Regions from separate parts of the Homo sapiens genome. Here region 2 is linked to region 1. Evidence: read pairs that join two places in POLR2A ChIA-PET (ENCODE). Cell type or tissue: Panc1. All regions are shown on one strand. Each heading gives the region's core, and the rest is flanking DNA. Links, peaks and the distances in the headings are about the cores only.

The links. Peaks named below come from ENCODE experiments on the same cell type or tissue, not always from the same donor. Only the 100,000 strongest peaks of a DNase experiment are listed, where the experiment ranks them.
Region 2: POLR2A ChIA-PET joins it to region 1 with 6 read pairs; 2 of 35 experiments call an interaction of 5 or more read pairs at or near these places.

What each region holds. Positions count from the first base shown.
Region 1 is chr14:72,605,275-72,613,485 of GRCh38, reverse strand. It overlaps DPF3 (double PHD fingers 3), which reads left to right. Exons shown (of 11, transcript NM_001280542.3): 11 at 1-4,452. It also overlaps a transcript of RGS6 not described here. Among named protein-coding and RNA genes, the nearest start is that of MIR7843, 93 kb to the right of the region's middle. In Panc1, for the core only: no CTCF peak of the experiment used is centred there; a DNase peak (open chromatin) is centred at 4,945.
Region 2 is chr14:72,735,315-72,743,525 of GRCh38, reverse strand. The region is part of intron 3 of DPF3 (double PHD fingers 3); the gene reads left to right. Among named protein-coding and RNA genes, the nearest start is that of DPF3, 150 kb to the left of the region's middle. RefSeq lists an enhancer at 487-1,444. In Panc1, for the core only: no CTCF peak of the experiment used is centred there; no DNase peak of the experiment used is centred there.

The sequences.
Region 1 (8,211 bases), core at 3,605-6,104:
CTTCTTTGGCTCCACCAGGAGAAGGGAGTATTTTGCTGATGGCGACATTTCCCAGGGCAGGCCAGAGGAAGGCAGGAACCAGGACTGGCAGGCAGCCAGAACCCTCTTGGACAGAGATATAATTACTTATCATGACCTCTAGCCCAGGCATTGAGCAAAATGGCCCTGTAGGCTGGCACCAACCCTGTCTAGCAAATAAACGCGGCCATGGTGGGGACGGGAGGGCAGGTAAGTGGGCCTTGTAGGAAATGGCAGAGGCCTGTGAGCCCCTGGGGCCTATATATTCCCTCAGCAACACAACCCTACAGACTCCCAGGTTATATTTTCACTCACTGCATCCCATTTGCTCATTTGCTCGCCTCTCTGCATCTCTGTTCTTCATTTCAATGTTATGAATATTGATGATGAGAACAGGAATGCCCATGTGCATGCGCGTGCGTGCACGCACGCACATACACACACACACACACACACACACACACACACACACACGCCCTACTTAATGAACCAAAGGGAAACTTTGATGTTGCTCCAGGACAAGAGGGAGAGCCAGGGGCTGCCAGGCAAGGTGCATCTTTCCTGAAGTCTTCTCCAGTCCTGCTCCTCCAGCTCTCAGCCTCTGCACAGCCACCAGGGTTGCAAAGGGAGCCTTGTGCTTGGAAAGCTACTGGCTCCGCGACCTCTCTCCTTCTCTTCCCTTCGTTCACCTATGCTTCTTTTCATGAAAGATATTTGGCAATAGTTGGGTACTTCAAAAGTCTCAATTCTGCTATCAAAGGGATGCAAAGCTTTTATGGCTAGAATGGGGTTTGTGGTTTATACGGACTTGGTTTGCCCTTCCATGTCTACTCCCCACTGAGACCCTGATTCTCCTCCTGCCCTCTCCCTTCCCTGCACTGTTTCCTCCCTTCCCTCTGCCGTGATAGATGCTAAGGAGTGGGGTGGAGGTGGGAAGTGGGAAGCAACAGTGGCGTATAGGAAAAAGAAAATATACCCCGTGCACATTTTCAACATGTAGTTGAAGAAGCCTAAATTAGGTACTAGAAAAAAAAAAAGGACAGAAACACTGCCTGATATGTGAGCAAGAGCATGAAAATATAGAATGATTATCTCAGAGCAGAGGAGGTGGGGAGCAGGTGGCTGGAGAGAGGCGGGGTAGGTAGGCAGGGCGTCCCTGGCTCACCAATGCGTCTGGTCCACATGGCATTTGGGAAAGCAGATGGGTCATGCTTTTGCAATGAATGGTCAGATGCTTAGGGGGCATTTGTGCTCCTCTGGCCAGGAAAGGGAACAGAGTCCATCCAAGCTGCCCCCCACTCATCTGCCATGGTTGTCCACCCTGGGGGTTTTTCCTCTGAAGGAAAATGAACCCATCTTTTGCCTGCCATGAATCATTGCAGGGCAGGCTGTTACTGGCTAAATTAAAACCCTTGGCAGGGCATCGACTGTGTGCGAGGCAATGCTCTAGGTCCTGTAGGGGCTGGAAAATAAACCGCATGCTGGCCTAGCCTTCAAGTTGCTTTTCAGCCATGAAATTAAGCTCTGCCAAGCAATCGTGATTGTAGGTCAAGTATCGCGCCATCACGGAAGGTGTAAGTATATGTAGGTTTCTCTGTTGAGGATGCGTGTTCCTCAGTAGAAGACAAGCAGGTGGAGGCATCCAGTGATTTCTACCCTGTGGAGGCTGAGGGGTCGGGGGAAGAAAACAGATGACCTCAGCCTAGTTGCTTTAATCTGCTTTTCCAAGCACTGGATGCCCTTGGATGACAGCATCCTCAGCATTAAAACTGGTGAACTGATGAAGTCACCTGGCCTGGAGTGTGTTGGGCAGCCAGTGTCCCCAGAGCTGCTTGTGGGTTTCTGGGGTGGAAGGCAGGGAGGTGCAACTGGCAGGGCCTGATCAGAGGCAGAAAATGACCCCCACAGTGGTCTTTTCCCTGCTAGAGAAAGCAGAGAGCGGGACTGGGGGGGTGGGGGCTTCAAGTACAGATTGGGCACACTCCACCAGACCCCAGCAAGGTCAGCTGCCCCACGCCTGTATCTGGCACTGCTGGTGTGTGCAGGGATGAAACCCAGCATCAGAGAGGTTTTCAGCAAACCTTCCATGCTCACCTTTGGCCAGGTGCTTGTCAGATCCTAGCTTCGTGCTGGCTTAGACTCTCAGTTGTTTGTGTTGACAGCATTAGGAATAAACCGTTTGTTTCATCTTTCCTTTTCTCCACACGTGTCACAGCCAGATTTCAGCTTTGAGTTATTCCCTGAAGAAGCCACACCAACCTTGCTTTCAAGCAAAATGCCTGGGCTTGGGGGAAGGTGTGTATCTGTCCATGTGTGGATGTTGGCTCAGAGCTATAGCTTCTCTGTGGGGGGTGGCCCAAGGGAAGGCTCCTCTGGGGCCCTGGATGGCACATGACTCCCAGTGAGGAGAATTCTGGTGATCTCTGTGGAGGTAGTCAGGGACACAAGGCTTGGCTGTGAGTCTGGTTTTAAAGTGCGTGACAGCCTGAAAAGCATGCAGGGGTTTGGTCCACTCACCTACTTGAAAGCCTGTGGGCAACGTTCTTTTGAGCCAAGACTTCTCTGAATGGCCCTGCTGGTGGAAGGGGTGAGGCAAAGGCCTCTGACTTGGACCCTTTCCACACCAGACTGGCAGCACTTCCCCCAGGCAGCCAGTGGTGGGCCCTGAGCCCTCAGGTCCCCAGCTCCTTGAGGGATGAACCTGGGAGCCCAAGAGCCAGTGGCTGAGCTCTGAGAAGGCTCCATCTCCCACCTGCCCTTGAGCGCGCTCTCAGGCTGAGAACACGGTCTCATCAGGCGCCTTCCTGGCCTGATGCTGTGCTGTCTACGTCACACGGTCGATTCACAAAAGCCAGAACTAGACCTCAACCAGGTCATCTCCCCGTTGCCAAGTGGGTTCAGGGTGAGGGCAATTTGTAAGCTCAATTTCTCTGACAGCCAAGACATGGAGCATCTCTGCTAAGAAGCCAAAAGAAATTGGTTTTCTTCTTCTCATTGCTGAAGCCCCTCTGTGTCTCTTCTCAGGGACAGGCTGGTCCAGTGGCTTTGGTGAGGGCGCCTCCATTTGTGAACGCTGGGATTCCTCTGGGTGGGCTTTGGCAGGTGGCTCCTATGGTAGGAAGGATGACCAGGTCCCTGGGAATGAGCTGCCTACCTGCTGCTCCACGAGGAAGCTCAGGCCTGCACAGGCTCCACCAGGCCTTGGATGCCCTCTAGTTGAGTCAGAGACCCTGGAAACACACTGAGATCTCCAATTGCTGCCTCCATTGATGTCTCTAGACCTGCAGATACGAAGCAAACCTGGGATTGCTTCTTCCAGGTATGGGCACCAGAGAGGGAAGCCACTGCAACATTTTATCCCCATCATTCCAAAATGCTTGCTTGTCTCTTTTACCTCACACTCACAACTCCTTCTGAGACTCTCAGTCATAAAGGAATGACCAAGAGAGTGGGTCTCCAGTGAGAGAAATGCCTATGAAAGAGGGTTTCCCTTTTTGCTCTTTTGAACACCCTCCCCACTGATCCTTGGGACCCAACGCCGCATTGCCTCTTGCAGATGAGGTTTTGCCTTGGGCTGCTTTGGTACTTCAGACCAGGACTGAGTCTGACACAGCTTTCATGAGGTTACAGAAAAGGGCTACAGATTTGGGAAGCTGTGTGTAATGGTCTTGAGACAATATCTCCATTTGGCCCACCCTGGCTTCTCTAAAAAGCAACGACAGCAACAGACAAACAAAAAGCTCCCACCTCCCACCCCGTTAGCTGTCCTCCTCCTTCACTGTGATGTGGTTGCGGTCTCTGTAGGTGTGTGTGCCACCCTTGTCCTCTGTCCTCTGGGGATGTGCCCTTCCCACGTGTGTCAGGTTCCCACTCTTTCGTGGTTCCTAACGTGAAGTGCTGTGATGTTTCTGCCCTGCCTAAGGAACGTATCAAGCTCTCTCAGTGTTTCAGTGTTGGAGATTGAGGCTGTGCCACATCTTCTGCCATCCTAAGGGGACATGATGGTTCTGTGATTCCCAGAGAGCTGGCAGATTGTGACAATCTCCAGGAGAACCTACAGATTGGAAGCAGCCCACACCTGATGTGGACTCCTGACCCGGGACTCACTCTTCATTCAGAAGACTGGTGGCCCACGTGCCAGGACCACCCCACCTCTCTTGCTGCCTTTTCTCCTGTCCTGATGGGGTTCTGGGAGGGAGACCTGTCGCTGATGAGATGAAGAATGTGGGGATCGAGCAGCCTTCTTCTTTGGGACCCCTCGATATCCCATGGAATGCTCGCACGTTCTCAAAGACTGAGTCACAAGCCCCTACCCCTTCCTTGCTGTGGTTAGTATCTTGTTCTGTGATTGGTTAGCAATGTTGACTACCCACGTAGTGAATCTTTTGTCTGCAATTTAGAGAATGTGTAAACAAATAAAAGGCTTTAAAACTCTTGGAAACTCTTATTTTCCCTACGGATAGTTAGGACCTCACTTGCAAATGTAGAGATCCTGTGGGGGTAGAGCCCTTTCATGTTGGGGTGTGCAGTAGGACTGCATTGTGTAAGAGAGAGAGAAAGAGAGAGAGGGAGAGAGAGAAACACGCATGCGTGTGCATCAGGCTCCAGAGAAACACTAGTGCTTTCATGGTTGCAGGGAGACTCCAGGAGCAACAAATTCCAGGTCTCAGTTGCTGCCTGGTGATGAGCTTCTGGCCACGTCATACATAGCACCAGGGAAGCCACAGTCACCGTGACAGCTTTCATGGGCACAGTGGGCAGCATAGCTTCAGGCCTTAACTGAGAGCTTCATCTGCAGGAGTAGAGCAGCTCCTTTTCTGGAGACCCCTCAGAGAAGCTCCTAGGGCATCCTGAAAGGAGCCCCCTAGATTTTCTAGGAGAAGGGAGGTTGATGAATCAGAGATGACTCACAGGAGAGGTGGGGGAATATGGTTGGGGAGAGAGAGAGACCTCTGGTGCAGGACCCATCTAGAAGCCAGCTGAGTCATTGCTTCTTTTCTCTCAGCTGCCTTCCATGAAGGCAGTGAGTTGGCTGCCCTGGGCAAGGAGCAAGAGGTATCACAGAGGACACATCTGCCCCTAGAGTCTCTAGAGTCTGCTTAGCAATGGCCTTAAAGCAACAGCCTGTGGGTATAGGACTCCTGGTCCATGCGGGAATTGGTTTCCTGAGGCTGCAAGTTAAGAGTCAGTCTCCCAAAAATAAATTTTAGATAGATAAATAAAGGCCTCTACTCTATGCTAGGTACTGGGGCTACAGCAGAGAAGACAAAGCTCTACCTCTCATGAGGCTCACAATCTTGCCAAGGAGGCAGGCACCAGACAGGTAATAGTACAACATGTGATGAACGGGGTCAAGGGGGAAATTGAGGGAACTAGAACATGAGCTCCCTGGTCTCGATCAGTCAGCGTGGTTTTAGTTGGAAGCTACTGTGCATTTTGGTAAGACACAGGTGGGCATGGCAGTGGGAAGACACCATGTCACTTTTTATTCCTCCCCTAAGTGAGTGCTGCACTGTTCTTTAATGAGTCATCCATGCGCCTTCAGCCTTTGCTTTTCTAAGCATAATGTGGGGCCGTTATTTCGGCAGAGAAGCCATTGATGGTTGCTGCGGACATGGGTCATTGAGCAGGTTGTCGAGCCATCTCTGCAGTGGGAGAGATGTTCGCATTCAGGGACCAGAGGGGAAAGGCCAGGCCTTCACCCAAAGCAGTTTCAAGTGACAGCTGGACCTGCAATGCTGAACTGCTAAATTCAGCAATCAGGGGGACTTAGGCTCATATAACAAAATCCAGGCAGCAGACGATTACACAGACACCCACATTCAGGCCTTTCATCTGCACAGAGAGCTGTGCACATTTCTGCTTTAACCCCAGGGAACCCGGCATTGCATCCTAGTCTGCTATGGTATGAATGGTATGTCCCCCAAAATCCATATGTTGAAATCTCCACCCTCAGGGTGATGGTATTAGAAGCAGGGACTTTGGGAGGTGATTATGTCATGGGGGGCAGAGTCCACATGCACGGCATTAGTGCCCTTATAAAGGAAGCCCAAGACAGACCCCTTGCCCCTTCACCATGTGAAGTTGGAGTGAGAAGGTGGCTGTCCATGAGGAGGCAGGCCCTTGCTGGACACCGAATCTGCTGGCACCTTGATCTTGGACTTTCCAGTCTCCAGAATTGTGAGAAATAAATTTGGCTTATTGTTGATAAGCCACCCAGTCTATGGCACTTTATTATAGGGGCCCAAACAGACGAAGACATTTTATCCCATCAATTTCTGAGAGAGGTCTTTTGAGAAGGCAGTAGATGTGCCATGTTCTGTTGGACCTGAGAAAGTTAACTATTATAATGCAGCCCAGAAACTGACATTGCCCTGAGTCAGAGGGATGGAGGAGGGAGGGGGTGTTAGTCCATTTTGTGTTACTAAAGGATATGCCTGAGGATGGGTAATTTGTAAAGAAAAGAGGATTATTTGGCTCATGGCTCTGCAGGCTATACAAGAAGCATGGCACCAACATCTGCTTCTTGTAAGGACCTCAGGAAGCTTTCAATTGAGGAGGAGCAGGTGTGTCACATGGTGAGGGAAGGAGTGAGACAGAGAGGGGGAGGTCCTAGACTCTTTTTAACAATCAGTTCTAGTGTGAACCAATAGAACAAGAACTCAGTCATTACCTACCGCTGGGAGGGCACAAAGCTGTTCATGAGGGATCCACCCCCACGACCCAAACACTTCCCACTAGGCCCCACCTCCAACACTGGGGATCACATTTCAACACGGAATTTGGTGGGAACACACATCCAAACTATCAGCGGGGAAAAGTGGAAGGATCCAAGTTATGTTCAAGCAAACGCAGAGCAGAACGGCCTTCCTCTGCTTTTTCCCTGGGGAGAGGAAAAGGCTTGGAATGGTGGTGGAGTGAGGTGGCGAGACCTAGGAAGAAGGGACCAGTGGGATAAGATGTTGATGAGTGGCTCAACACCCGGCAGTAGTGGGAGTCTAAGGGGTGGGGTTGCGATAGAGATATAATATGGTTTCCCCTCCCTGGGTTGGCAGAAAGGCTACTGAGAGAGGAATCAGAAGTTCTAGATCTTGTCTTATCTGGCTGGGTGACATTTGACTTTATAGATACAGGCATGAGTTTCTATAAAGTCAGCCCTAGACTTAGCGGGTTTGGGGAAGGGGCCATGCAGATCGAGGTATACATGCACCAAAAGATCATGCCTGTCTTCCAGCCCCCAGAGTTGGCCTGAGTCAGGGGCCTTCTGGGGTGTCTGGCAAAGTGTGTTTCCATGCAGTGCCTTGGAATGGCATGGTTTAATACCAGACACGATGAGGCCAGAGGTTTACATTGTTCTAGAATAGTGGTTTTCCAAGCAGACTTTGCAGAGGCCTAGGATTCTGGGAGTGATTTGGGGATGCCCAGAGGTCTCGGGGGACAAGGGTGGAAGGAAAGTCCTTGAGCCTTGAGCCCCAACTTTCAACTCAAACCAGTGACCAGCACAGCTCCGATTTGATCTGTGTCTTCTATTGGTGGTTCTGCTGCTTCAAAAAACACGCAACAGTTTGAAACCATCTTTGGGGCTAGATGGTGGGAAGGGCACAGGGGTGTCCTCTGAGGTTGTGCAGAGTGATGATGGGAGGTCACCTCGGTCCCATGACCCTCTGCCATGCACAAATGGATGTAGCCCATTCCCGGCTTTTGCCAAGGGGGTCTGATCTCCACTTGGGGCTTCTCCCTTGGGTTACTCTTAAGAAGAGCAGAGGGACATTGGTATCATGACCAGGAGGGTCCACTCTGTCCATTCCTGGGCATCCCTGCAGCCTGCAGCACACACTACCCTACCTGTCCCCAGCCCGGCCTGTCTTGGTGTTCTGCTGTCACATCTGCGTCGTAAGCCTCAGCCCGTGTTTTGAACCATCAGCGCTTTTAGCAGGGCCAGAACAACAGTGTGTCCCCAAGGTGGGTGGGTTAGGAATGTTCGGGCTAAACTTCAGGTAATTAGCATTGTTAATGCTCGTTCTGTGATATTACAGCTGTGAGCCTCATTAAAGTGTTCTCCGGGGGAAGCAAGCTGAGATCCAGGTGTCAGCTCTCCTCTGCGTGCAAGCGCCCGCCTGCCATCTCCAAGCCTCTGTGCTGAAGCCTGGCTCATTCCCATCCCCTCCTCCTGCTCCTGCTCCCTCTCTGCTG
Region 2 (8,211 bases), core at 3,362-5,861, 130 kb before region 1:
TAGATCAATTTAGCATCTTTCAACCCCAGACCTTCGGTCCCCATGGTCTAGGACAGATATTATCTTCATTTTAGAGGTTGGGAAACTGCGGCACAGAATTAGGAAGCTAATTTCCCAGGGGATCCTGGTGATGCCAGGATCCTGGTGATGCTCCCTATGGGGAGCCTGCTGGAGCTGCTGCCATGTTGCTTGAAGGCCCGACACACTCACTTATCCTGGACCCGCAGATGAAAAGGGCTTTACAGTTGACGCTCCTCCTGTACCTGGAATGCACCTGAGGCCTTGTCGATCCCTTCTGCTCCAGGACTCTTGGGGAGCAGGGTGGCTCTTTGCCACCCTTGCCGAATTCCGAGGGTGATGGGAGGGAGGGCAGCCAGGGATAGTGTTCTTTCTCTTGTATTTTTTCTGTTTTTGGCAGTCCTTCAATGACTGGGGATGAACGACCAGGATGATCGCCCCCATCCCATGTCGTTGGGGGAAACTCAGACAAGAGGGCATGCACCCCGAAGACGACAGTGGCTTAAGGTGTCCCAAAGCAGAGAGGGCCACAGGCTGGCCAACAAGCAAGTCGTAGGGACCTGCAGAGGGGTATCTCCCAAAGGGGTGGTCCAGGCGGAGGGACTTGAGTCTGGCCAGCTCGAGCAGGGGTGGTGAGGCCTACTTCACCCACCCAGGGTGCTGTCCCTGCTGCGCTGAACTGCCAGAACTCTACAGATGGGAGCAGGCTGCGGCCAACTTCCCCAGCTTTTGAAAATCCTGCATCTTAATTAGTTCCCTACTGCTTTTGTACATGGCCCACATTTTAATAGTCTCCAGGCTTCTCCACCATTTGCTCTCTGATGTTCGGTGCGATTTCTCTTCTCCTCAAGACAGTGCCCCTGGCTCCTGCGACACCCTCCCAATCCGGGAACAACTTAAGGAACGCCGAGGTGCCAAGCATGTAACCTGAGATTGATGAGCCTGTCAGCGGCTCCTTCTGCCCCCAGCCTTCCCCCTCTGCCGTGTGCTCTTCAGATGGATGAGCCAGGCGGGGGTGGGCAAGAACGGGGAGATGGAGGAAGGGACCCGCGGAGCCTCGAGCCAGGTGTGAGCCAATGGACAACGCGACCTTCTCCCGGCCTGCAGAGGAGTCTGGCTGTGTCCTTCCGAGGGGGAAGGACGCTCCGGCTCCCACCCCCATCTGTCAGTGCTTATCTGTCTCTGGGCGGTGGGGGTTGCCTGAGCTTGGTACGGCTGGGAGAATGGATGCCTTCAAGTGCATCAGGGGGAAATGACCAGTCATTTATCTCTTTCCTGCAGTGTCAGAGCCTGCAGCCATCCATCTGGAGGCCTGCACCGGCAGCTTCGTCAGCTCTGGTTGGCCTCATGAGAAGGGGAGCTGGAGCGAGGTGGGCAGGGCGTGCAGCCCCCACTCAGGCTGTGGCTATTACGTGCTGGAAGGGACCTGCTCCTTTTGCCTTCCTGTCCGTCTCAGGAAAGGAGCAGGGACTGGGGGACGAAGTCTGTGTGACTTCAGCTCTGCTCGTGTTCCCCAGCTCTGCTGGTGTTCTGCAGGGCTCTGGGAGCTTGGGCTGGCCGAGGAGGTGGGCTGGCAGCAGGCAGTGGGCAGGACAGTGGCACGGCTGCTGCTGAGTGTCCACGGTCATGTTTTGCAGTGGGACCTGGCAGAGCCACGTGTAGAGCATGAGTTGTGAGTCTGAGGGATCACCCAGTTATGCCATTGCCTGCTCACCTGTACCTCTGCCCACTGGGAGGTGGACAACTTGACGGCGAGGGCCCATCTGTTTCTTCATCTGTATCCCTAGCACCCAGCATGAGGCTTGGCACATAGTACATGGGCAGTAAAGATTTCTAAAGGGATGAGGGAAAGAGACATGTCTGGTGTTTGATCTTAACCTTGGAGAACATGACTTAGCTCTCATCATCTCTGCTTCACAGATGAGGGAGGCTCCGCCAGAGAGGAGAGGCCTGGGGTGGCTGAGCTTGGCTTCCCTTGTGGTTCCCAGCCTGGCCTGGGGGGCCCAAGTGTTGCCATCTTGGCTGTTTGGTTTTGGGTTGTAGGGGCCTTCCCTGTCCAAATATCCTTGCTCTGCAGGAGGACAGGCACCAAACAGGGATCACAGGCCTAGGTTCAAGTCTAGATCCCTCCAGCCACTGGCTGTGTGATTTTGGACAATTTCCTAACCACTCCTGCCTCAGTCCTTCATCTGTGAGATGTGGGTCATGGTGATTTTGCGGGGTTATTCTGAGAGGCGTGTGGGATGGAGGGTGGAGGACTTGGCAAGTGTGAGGAGGCACTGTGATTCTACCTCCACACTGCACTGCTGGGTGGGTCTCTGCAACACAGTTCCCGTCCCCAACACCGAAAATGAATTTGCTGCAGACAGCTCACTGCCCCGCTGGAAAAGTGTGTGCCATCTGGCCCAGAATGGCAACTCATTCTGCCTTAGAGTCTATTCATTTTATTTTATTTATTTATTTATTTTTAGAGACGGGCCTTGCTGTGTTCCTTAGGCTATATTTGAACTCCTGTGTTCACGTGATCCTCCTCCTGCCTCAGCCTCCTGAGTAGCTGGGAATTCAGGCATGCGCCACCATGCCCAGCTCTGTCTTATAGCCTTTTAAAAGGCCCCAGTCTATAGATGACCTAGAACTTGGCCGTGGGACCCACCTTTACCAGAACCACAGCTTGCAGGACCTCACTCCTATGTCCCAGAACTCAGCCCCGAGGCACCCATGGCCCAGGGCACAGAGATGAACTGGGAAGGCCTCCTCTCTGCTTTTACTACACCTGTTAAACCATGGTATGCCAGGCCAGGCCCATGTGGCTAGATCTTTTTCCCTGCCCTTGGCCTGGGCTGGTCCACTTTCTTCTTGAAGAGCCATTCCTCCGTGGACTCACCCTGGTGTGGCTTCACACCTTTGCCCACTTTGCATTGACACCAGCCTCTCCACTTGGCCTCCATCCTGGTTCACTGGTGGGGAAGCCCCCTGCTCAGGGCACTGCTCCCCAGTGCTTACTGCCCCCAGGACACATCTGAGAACCACAATATTAGTACCATGAGGACAGAGCTCTGTCCATATCGTGCATAGCTCCCTCCCCAAGCACCAAACTCATTAAGAGACGACATACATTTTGCAGTAACTCCTCACTGGTCACCCCACATCTGCTCCGACCCCCTTCACTTATTCTCAGAGTGATTCTGTTAACATGTAGGCATCATTATATCATGCTTTGCTCAACACCTCCAGCGGCTTGCCATTGCATTTGGGGTGGACGCCAACATTCTTGCAGGTGCCTACATGGCCTTCAATGCCCCTGTAGCTCCCCAAGCTGGTCTCCTACCATCCCCCTGGCTCACCGTGCTCCAGGCAGATGGGCCGGCTTCAGAGCTTTTGTGCTGAAGGCCCCTTTGCCTGGAACGTCTTTGCCTGGATGTCAGCGTAGCCCCCTCCCTCTCTTCCTTCAGGCTTGCACTTTCCTGGCCACATTTAAAAGTGTAACCCCCCTCCCATCACCCTGACACTCCAACTTCTCCTCCTTGGCTCTGTTTTTCCTCCAAAGCACTGATTACCATCTGTCACACTGAAGGTTTCACTTGTTTGCTTCATGTATTGTTTCTCTCTTGCTAGAATATAAATTCTATGAGGGCCGGGATTTTTGTCTCTTTTCTTCAGAGTCATTGCCCCAGCACCTAGAACAGAGTCGATACATAGTAGGTGCTTGATAATTACTTGCCAAATGAAGGGATAAAGCAGGGTATCTTCCACTGTGGCTCTGCCATGATTTTTCCCCCGAAGCTCCAGGAGCAATGGCCACCCTGGACTTGGAGCAGCACCAGCGTCTGCTTTCCAGCTGCGTCTCATTCTTGGCCTCTTCCATCCTGTTACCTGCCTCAGATTCCGTTTGTTTCCATCCTCCCTGGGCTCATGCCCATGGTGGGGTTAGCTGTGCCTCACTCACCACATCTGGTGGTCTTAGAGTGTCAGAAAGGTGAGGGTTTTTTTGCTGAAAAGCACAAGGAGAGGGAAACTGTAGGAGGTGGAAAGAAGGGAGCTCATACTTATTGAGCATCTCACCTGTGCCAGACACTTCATATGTATTATCTCCTTTGGCCCCATAACAACAGTGGGAAGTGGGTTTTGTTCTCCCAGGTTTACAGATAAGGAGATCAAGGCCAAGTGTGTGCTTTAGGGTAATGGAGCTGAGAGTTCACCCCAGAGCAGCTTTTTGCACTTTCTGGTTGTCTGTATTTCTTTGCACTATGCATTTTTTTTTTTTTTGAGACAGAGTCTCACTCTGTCACCTAGGCTGGAGCGCAGTGGCATGATCTTGGCTCACTGCAACCTCCCCCTTCCAGGTTCAAGCGATTCTCCCACCTCAGCCTCTCGAGTCACTGGGACTACAGGTGCGTACGATCCCACATGGCTAATTTTTGTGTTTTTTTGGTAGAAATGGGATTTCACCATGTAGGCCAGGCTGGTCTCAAACTCCTGACCTCAAGTTATCCACCCACCTCGCCTCCCAAAATATTGGGATTATAGGTGTGAACCACTGCTCCCAGCCTGCATTTTTATTATTTACTTTTTTATTCCCTCCGAGCTTTATTAAGGCATAATTGACAAATAAAAGTTATATATATTTATGGCATACAGTGTGATGTTTAAATATATATATACATTGTGAAATGACTAAATGAAGCTAGTTAATGTATCTATCACTCCACATTCTTGTCATTTTTTGTGTGTGCATGAGAACATTTAAGATTGACTCTCTTAGCAATTTTCATTACTAATAACTGGAGTCACCATGCTGTACAACAGATCTCCAGAACATATTCATCCTGTCTGACTGACACTCTGTACCATCTGACCAGCCTCTCCTGATTCCCCGACCTTGCCTTTGGAAATGCTGCCCGCACTCTGTCCACTCCCACCACCCTCCCCGTCTCACCCTCCTGGTAGCTGCATTTACCTGGTCTGCTGGCAGCTCAGTGGTGAGCTTCCTTGGGCAGTGTGGGTGTTTTTCTGTATCTCGGGGTGGGGGAATGCTTATCTGTGGTCCTGATATCTGGATGCCGTAACCCATCCTGGCGTGTCTACTTAGGGGTGAGAGGGTAGGTGCAGCAGAGGCCATATGGGGGAGGGATGAGTCCTCCTGTTATATGGATATCCTGAGATTCTAAAGCAAGTGGTAATAGGGCCTGCAGGGTGCAGCCTGGGTGATGGGTCCTCAATGTGAACCTCATCTATTTCGAGCTTTATGAGTCACAAAACAGGGAGTCAAAGGCAGCCAAGAAAGTGGCACCCCTAGGGAATGAGCAGATGGATCCCTGGGCCTGCCACCATCTTAGGAAATCAGGTCTCTGATCCCCCTCCCCAGTCTCTTCCCCTGTGAGGTGAGAGATAACAATACCTCCCTCCCTTCTCCCTCCTCACGAGTCTGACAGTCTGATGGGGATAAATGAAATAATGATTCTTAAGCTCTTTTCTCCTTCGTGTAATTTGATGTATAAATCCAAGGAAATATGATGAGCTTAACTCCTCAATATAATAAGCACCCAGACGAGAAAACTGCATGTTTGTATTTTTGAAGAAAAACTAGAGGCAGCTAAAAAAAAAAAAAATTGAGCACTCATGATCTAGCAGGAGGATTCTTTGCCATTGTCTGTGGGATTTCTCCCTCCCTTTTGCACCATAACTCTATCTCCAGGCCCCTGCATCAGAGGGAGCCCATGATGGATGGACGGATGGATGCGCCTTGTCGGGGTGTTTCACCACAATTTCCCTTGGGGCAGTCTGTCTGTTGGCAGAACACACTGCCTCCCGAAAGATGGTATCTCTTGCAAACTCGACAGCTAACAGACAGCTCCTCTCCTTGTATATTTCCCCAAAGAAGAACTGTCTTAATCTGTTTTCTATATGGCATATTTTATTATAATCCATATACGACTTGCAGGTTTCCAGTCCTTCATCCTGAGCCAAATAACGAAGGAGAAGGAGTCAGAGGCTTGGGGAGCTCATGACATTCGTGGCGTTTGCATTTTTAAATGACCTGGGATTTAATTACTCACTGTGCTCCCATGTTGCACTTTCAGACTCATCTCGCCTGCATCCTGTTAATGAGCTCGGTGGCTCCAACAACCCAGTGGAAGCTTTGCTTTCAGTGCATTGGGTGGCAGGCTTGGGGCACCTGTGTCAAAAGCTTGTGGCTTTGATCTGCACCCAAGAGGATGGCTGCCCTGTCTGTAGCCCTAAAGAGAAGAAGCCATTGCTCTTTGCTGGAAATTTCTGTGTGTGTGTGTGGTTTTTTTTGTTTGTTTGTTTGTTTTTTTGCTTTTATTTGTGCTTTTTTTGGTTGTTTTTAAAAGACTTTCTATGCTTCAATCCTTGTTTGTCTCGGAGGTTTTTTCTTATTTAGAAACCGATTTGCTTCGGTTTGCACAGAAGCTGTCTCTGGTGTGATGGATCGTGCTGGAAGTCACCCAAGGAGTATCTCTGTTCCCAATTAGAAGTAGAGGCAGAGCTGCTTACGGGGGCCCAGGGAGGCGGCTGGCTTGGGTGACAGCTGCTGCCGCTCTGGAGAGAGTAACGATCCATGGGTTTATATCCATGTGTATAAAATCAGGCTAATTTAAAGATGAATTATGTGTGTGTTTTGGACCATTTTCTTTTAATGTTAAAGGTTCAATGGCTCCTGTCGGGTTATGTGGGCCCCAAGTTTGTGTGAGGTTCAAAATGAGTACACTTTCAAAGAATTATTAAATCCTATATCCAGATGGGCCATATTCAAATAAAATTGGATAAATGAAATCCCTAAGGGCTCAATAGAAGTGTGTTTAGGACATACATTGTGCAAGGGCTTGGACCTGTTACCTTTCTTCCTCCTTCATTCTGGGACCTCCTGTGGTCAGGAGGCAGAGTGCACCCTGTGTTTGTTTGTAGGGAGGGATGGCTACCCTTTCACTCTGACCTTGCAGGCCTTACCCATCATGCTTTGCAACCAGGGTTTGCAGTGATCCGCTAGAACTCTGCTCTTGGAATGGCACTCGGCAGCTATTACGTGGACAACATTAAGAACCACAGTAAAATTCTTTCCATTTTTTGGAAGCAAAGTCATAGTTAATGTTATTTTTAATGCTGCAAATCTGCACTGTCCATTATGGTAGCTGGTAGCCACCTGTGGCTATGGAGCTCTTGAAATGTGGCTAGTCTGAATTGAGATACGCTCTAAATGGAAAATACCCACCAGACTTTGAAGACAATGCAGATAAAAGAATGTAAAATTTTGCGTCCATATTTTTATGTTGATTTCATGTTGAATGGTAATGTTTTAGAAATACCAGATCGGATACAATATCTTATTAAAATTAATGACACCTGACTTTCTTCCTTTTTCTACATGTGACTACTAGTAAGTTAAAAATTACATAAGTGGCCGGTATTACATTTCTGTTGGACAGTGCAGCTGTACCATTGAAATCAAAACTATTCAAACTTAGGGAATAACATCTAGCATTTTTAGGATACTTACCATGTTGTAGATTCTTTACGTATATGATCTAATTTTGAATCTAAGTTTTGAATAGAATAAAACAAAAGTTGATAAGCCTCATCTTCTACCCTATTTATCACACTAGTTTTTTTGTGTGTGGATTCTTTTAGCGTTTCTTTATGTAGCACATTGCCATGTTTGATTCGCCAACACTGAAATAGATACTATGACCACACCCATTTACCACATATGGAAATGGAGGCTTAGGTTACGTAGCTAGCCCATGGTCCCTTTACTAATACGTGGCAAGGCTAGGGATTGACTCCAGGGCTGTCTGAAGGCAGAACCTATGGGAGCAAATCAACTATTGTGGTAATTAGGGAAGCAAGATGCCACTACATGTCTCTGTGACCCTGGGGGAATCTCTATATCTTTCTGTGCTTCACTTTCCTGTTTAAGGGATTGGACTCTTGATGCTATTGGAGATCCCTTCTTGCTTTTTCCATTTCACTTTTCCCATTTGGTTCTGTTTTCCCTCTTGATTCTTCTACTGTGCCTATCTGGTAAAGTTTGGTTAAAGAGGACCAAGAGAGTAGATTCAATTATGGGAAAGCAGGATGGAGGCATATTTATCAGAGGAGGAAGGAAGAGCAGGAGAAGGAAGAGAGGGGCAAGTTCACTATTGATGGAACATTCTATAGTGGGTAGATACTGTC